2 separate regions of the Mus musculus genome follow, and region 1 is linked to region 2. The links are chromatin loops, found by intact Hi-C in ENCODE. Cell type or tissue: heart. All regions are shown on one strand. Each heading gives the region's core, and the rest is flanking DNA. Links, peaks and the distances in the headings are about the cores only. Region 1 has its middle 79 kb from the start of Gm36222. Region 2 overlaps Parm1 (prostate androgen-regulated mucin-like protein 1).

What was found. Peaks named below come from ENCODE experiments on the same cell type or tissue, not always from the same donor. Only the 100,000 strongest peaks of a DNase experiment are listed, where the experiment ranks them.
Region 1: it touches region 2 in a loop (2.2-fold over the local background); 3 of 42 quality-filtered maps call a loop at or near these places.

Annotation. Positions count from the first base shown.
Region 1 is chr5:91,627,815-91,630,733 of GRCm38, reverse strand. No RefSeq gene overlaps it. Among named protein-coding and RNA genes, the nearest start is that of Gm36222, 79 kb to the left of the region's middle. In heart, for the core only: no CTCF peak of the experiment used is centred there; a DNase peak (open chromatin) is centred at 1,053; H3K27ac peaks cover 2,028 bases.
Region 2 is chr5:91,577,551-91,580,469 of GRCm38, reverse strand. All of the region lies in intron 1 of Parm1 (prostate androgen-regulated mucin-like protein 1), which reads right to left. Among named protein-coding and RNA genes, the nearest start is that of Parm1, 61 kb to the right of the region's middle. In heart, for the core only: no CTCF peak of the experiment used is centred there; a DNase peak (open chromatin) is centred at 1,329.

The DNA.
Region 1 (2,919 bases), core at 98-2,597, 50 kb before region 2:
CTCATAACTGAATGTTGCTGCCTTTTGAAGAAGAGACTAGAACACACACACACACACACACACACACACACACACACACACACACTCCTTGTCTTTTGCCATATGATACCTTATGAGATGGCGAGACTGAGTATGAAGGTTATCACCCAATGTGGCGCCTTGACCATGTTATCTCAAGAAGTGTGAGTCAAAATGGACCTCCTCCCAGCGTTCCTAGCCTGAGGTGTTGTGTTACTATATGTGTTTCCACTCTATGTAGAAATACACTGTGACCTTGAGCACAAGAATAGGATGTAGGCAGAGACACCACAGAAACTGCCAAGTGACCAGCCCTGGGGATTGTGCTGCCTTCAAAAGACCCAAAGCATCGCCAAGAGCAAGAATTACTGTGTAGGGCCTCTGTAGAACCCTTTGCTATAGGGAGGACCTTGCTTTCATGCTGAGTACCCAGCTCTAGCTGCAGGCTATCCCACATAGGTAGACCTGTCTGATGGCTGGCAGAGTACAGGTACCCAGATATCTGTCATGGGATGAGGATTCTGCCTGGAAGGGCCACAGAGCATCGATTCTGAAGACCATGGGTCAACACTTCCTCTGCCTGACCACCCTGCCACCTGTGTCCACAGGCTATTTTTCTAAAATAACACGTTTGGCCCTTAGCTTCTTCATCCATACTATGGGAGATATTAATAATATCTGCCTCACAGGGATGTTAAGCTCGAATCCAGTGCTCAAAAACAGTATGTGGCTCATGGTAGGTGCTAAGTAAGGAAACAGTATCATTACTGTTCTAAGGGAGGACAAGCTGACACAATGGTGTACCTTTGGGTAGTATCAGGAGTGACTCTGCTGGGGACTCAGATAGGATTCCCATGGATATCAGGGAAACGAAAAAGTTTATACTGGATTTCAAGAGCCCACGGCCCTGTGCTGGTGTCCTCTCAGTACAGGAGGGCAAGTAGTTTCCCCCTAGAGAAGATAGCTTGGCAGACAGCAGGAGTTAGCACAAAGGTGACAGTGCCAGGAAGGGAACATGTGCTGGGGAGCTGACCAGGCTTGTTGTTGGCCACATGCCAGACCCCTTGAGATTGCTCAAAATAGCTTAGGGGGGCCGGTTCAAGGGCTGGAAAGTCCCGTGTTAGCAGGAGGTGGCAGGGTTAGGCTTAGTCTCTTGTGTGGAAAGAGCTCTGATGGCAGACAGTTGGTTTGAGTCCCAACCCTGACAGTAACTAAACTTAAACTATCGGGAAGGCTAGTTCATGTTATCCATCACTGAGCATGTGGACAGATTTAGTGTATTGATGAATAAGCTTCACATCTTAGCATTTGCATGAGAAAGGGAGTATGACCTCTAAAGCTAACATAGACAAGCCCCACCAGCATCTCAGCTACCCAATGTATTGTAACCACTCAGTTTATTGGTTCACAGAGAAACGGACTGCATTTGTTGATACAAACTGATGCTGTTATCATGCAGTGAGATGTTCTGGTGAAGTGAATGTAGCTGGCTCTGCCCTGGACAAAGATGAGATCCTTTAAGGGTGCGATGTCACCTCTTGAAGCTTTCCTTCCACAAGACCAGTGCCTTTTGATTCAGTGCTCTCTCACAAAGCTCAAATGTTAACTATCCAATTGTAGATGTGTAAACTGTTTTAGATTGGATACTAAATACTTGAAAAGATCATGATTTAGTGTTGACAAATTGTCACATAAGGAAAGATATTGATTTGGACATTAGAACTTAGGAGTGTGTTAATGCAAGTTCGAAGCCAGCCTGGTCTACAAAATGAGTTTCAGGACAGCCAGGGCTATACAGGGAAACCTGCCTCGAAAAACAAAACAAAAACAAAAACAAAAAAACAAAAAAGAGTGTGTTAATGCTACACATTCTTTGTGTGTTAATGTCTAGTTTACGGGTGTACCTGTGTGTGCTTACGTGTGTTTAAATGCAGGAGGAAGTCAGAGGTTGTTGTCCGGTATCTTTCTCTATCACTCTTCATCTTACTTTTGGAGACAAGGTCTCTCTCTCTCTCTCTCTCTCTCTCTCTCTCTCTCTCTCTCTCTCTCTCTCTCTCTCTCTCCCCTCCCTTTTCTCCTCATCTTCCTCTTTCCCCCTCCTCCTCTCCCTTTCTCCTTCCCCCCTCCTCTTCTTCTCCCCTCCTCCTCCCCCTTCTTTCCCCCTGTCCTCTGACTCTCTATGAACCATTTTTGCTAGACTGACTATCCAGCATACCTTCAGGATCCCCCTGTCCCTGACCTCCAGCTCCAGAGTTACAGACATCACCACCATTCACAGCTTTTACGTGGGTGCTGGGAACCAGGTTCAGGTTCTCACGCTTACACAGCAAGTACTTTGCTGACTGAGTCAGCACCCTAGCCTAGCTATATATTCTCATTAGGCGTCTGATTACTTTTAAATTTAAAGCACGTTCTTACTATCTCCATTCAGGAAAGCCTTTAAAAAATTTAAATAGCTCAACAATTTATTTATTTTATTTATGTATTTGTTTTATCTTATGATCATTAATTTTATGAAATGGTTATCTTTTTTTATTTTTCACTGTTTATAAATGGCTATCTTTAAAAATTGTGTGTGTGTGTGTGCATGTGAGTGCAGTTGGCCAAAGAAACCAGAAGGAAGTGTCAGGTGCCCTGGAGCCAGAGTTATAGGCAGTTGTGTGCTACTTATCAAGGGTGTTGGGAACTGAAATTAAGTCCTCTAGAAAGGTATCTTTAGGGCCTGAGAAACATCAAATAGGAATCTCCTGTTGCTTTTGTGCCCAAGGTAGGTCTTCAAGAGGTCACGACTCATGGGTCCGTTGCTTGTCAGAGTGAAACAGCTGATCAGGAAAAGCTTTGCCTTGGTTTATGTTTTCAGAGGTGTCAGCCCATGGTCCTGTTTCTCATGGGACAGTGATG
Region 2 (2,919 bases), core at 107-2,606:
TGTGCACACTTACAGCTTGCACAAAGTTGTAACTTGCAGAAGACTGGAGTGAGGCTAATCTTATTTCCAGCCGTGCTATGCCTTTGCTGTGCTTCCTGAAGTCTGAGTGCTAGAAAACAAATCCTTGGTGTAGCTGTGTTGGGAGGTGGGACCTTTGATGCTGGCATTGTGGGTTAGTGATGGTGTGGGTGGGTTTCCGGTGAATACATACGTTTGGCTGCAGTCCTCTCAAGATCCCTTCTAGCATGTACCTGCATGCATATGCAGATGTGTGAATATGTGCGTGTGTGCATGTGCACATGTGCTGTCACCCAATCGCCCTCCACCATGGGGAAGACCCTCCCTCTGTCACCCGTTCCCCCTCCACCATGGGGAGGACCCTCCCTCAGATGCCAGCACCTCCACTGTGGCCTCTCCAGCCTCCTGAACTGAAGCAAAGCACTGGCTCTTTATAAATGACCCAGGCTGTGGCACTCTGTTGTAGCAGCGCAAAGCAGATGTAGATAAGGTATTGTCAAGGTAGCCTATTAATATTGCAGGGGTGAATCCCATTTGAGAAAAATTGCCCATAATGAAGTAAATCAGCTGCGATCAATAGGCAAGATCATGCTTTATTTAAGAGGTGCCGTGGGTAATGAATTTTCATCAAACACTTCAAGTGACAAGGGAAATGGCCTGTTTGAAGAAACTCTGTGACAAATCCTCATTTAATGTAGTTAATCACCTCCCAATTTGTTACCTGTGCCAGAAGCGTTCAGACTTTTAATTTCCCCTAAAATCCCTGCCTCTCTTCTGCCTTTGTTACCTAACAACCCTCACGATTCCAGAAAGATAACAGCTACTTTCTCAGAGTTTGAATTTGTGCCTAAAATGATTTTAGTTATTACTCAAGCACACACAACCACACAAACATCTTGTGTGCCCCATGTATGCACGGGGGTACGTGTGTGGGGTACCTGGTAGAAGTCGACCTAAGGTATCAGTCGGAAGATCCCCCACAAGATCAATTAGTGTGCTTTCTTGAGACACGGTCACTTACTGGATCTAGAGCTTGTCCATTAGCCAAGGGTAGATGGCAAGCAAGCCCCAAATATCCACTGGTCTGTAACTCCTCAGCTCTGGACTTACAAGAGCACAGCACTGTAGCCAGCCATTTTATGTAGGTTCTGGGTATTGAACTGAGGTCTCCTTGATTCTCAGAGACTTGCACTTTAACCCAGTGAGCTTTTGCCTCAGCCTCCAATGCTCCACTTGTTAACCAGCCCCCAACTGCTGTCACCATGAGTGTCTCTCAAGCACCTGGAGCCCAGGCTCCTCTGCTAATGACCCCTTCGCACTGCCAGCTGGAAGGAGTCGCCGGAGCTGCTGCTGGAACACAGCATACTCTGATAGAGTCTTTGGGACCCATCACAATGTGATTCTGTATCCGTGGCCGACACAAGCTATTAGACACATCAGTCTGGAAGGACAGATTCTGGCAACGTGAGCTAAACTGGAGAAATTTTGGAAGCTATATAAAAACTGGCTCCGTTCATAGCTCAACCCAAAGAATAACTTTGCTTTGGGTATACTTAGAATTTCTAAGTACTGTGGCTTAGTTCAAAAAGGGAAGAAAGAAAAAAGAACTGCCCGTATTCAGTCTTCTGTACCGCTTTGCCTCTTGTATTCTCATGTTCCCTCTGGCACTAGTGGGATTATGGGGTGACACCCTCATCCCTGTGTAATCCAAGGCAGAGTTTCACAGACATCTGAGGTATCTTTATGTGAAAAGCACTTCCAGGTCTGAGTACGCAGCCTCTGTTCCCTGCTGCCTTTCAGGGGTTTGTGTTGATACAAACCAAATCCCCTGAGCACCCTTTACTTCAGCCATAATCCTTTCCCCCTTTTCAAGTTCTAATCCAAAGTTTGCAAGAGGCAAAACTGTGGTTTGTGTCCAGAGGTTTATGACTTCCAGGGGTGTTTCAGGTCTTTAGTGAAGATCATCGTTTTTTCCCCCTATAGACAGGGAGTTATAGACGAGAGGAGTTCTTACGGGAACTCCTTTGCAGCAGGGTGAAATAAATCAGTAACCCCCCTCCCTTCTCTCCTTTCCCCTCTCCCTAAACAATTCAGAAAGGAAGGAATATTTGGGCCCAGCTCAGCTGCACAAATTCCTCATATCATCACTCATCGAGGGCAATGACTGGCTCGTTCTTTTAGGTTGTGGGATAGACACAGGTCCTCTGGTAGGGACTCTGATAGCCAGGCTATCAACATGTTCAGAGGCTGTTTCAGGAGGACAGATACTCATCTTATGCTGAAAGATCCTTCCCTAGTTAGGCCTCGGCAGGCTAGGCAGGAGCTCTGTGGCTGGGTACAGTTGAGGCTGTAATTGCATTCACAGCTCTTCGTTCCAGAAAATCTACCTTTTTCTGAGTCCTTATCAAATAATGATGTATAGAAAGGCCAAAATTATTCTTTCCAAGATCAGAAATGGCATTTCTATTTGCTGTGTAATTGAATCAAGAGCACTTCACTTTGGTCTCCTATCTCATAAGCCTGTTCTTTGCCTCTCTATCCAAGCGAGAAATAGCAAACTACATAAGACACGAACAAACTTTCTTTAAGGATGCAGAGATCAGTTCTGCCTTGACGTGTGGAATGTGCCTGGTGTTAATTTGGTTTCCATTTCACAGCAATAAAGTGAAGCTCAGTTTGGGTGAAGATGACTGAACGAGGCAATGAGAGGAAAAATCTCTAAAATGATAATAAGCAAGGCCAACCCTCCCGTCTCCTCACCACGTGAGCCCATGTCTTGCTATGCCAGCCACAGACAGGACATTTCTTCTTGGATGGCATTTTATCAACAAATTCAACACATCAACTGAGTATCTTCCTGTTAACCACCTCCAAAACCAAGTTTCCTAATTGCTCCCCAAT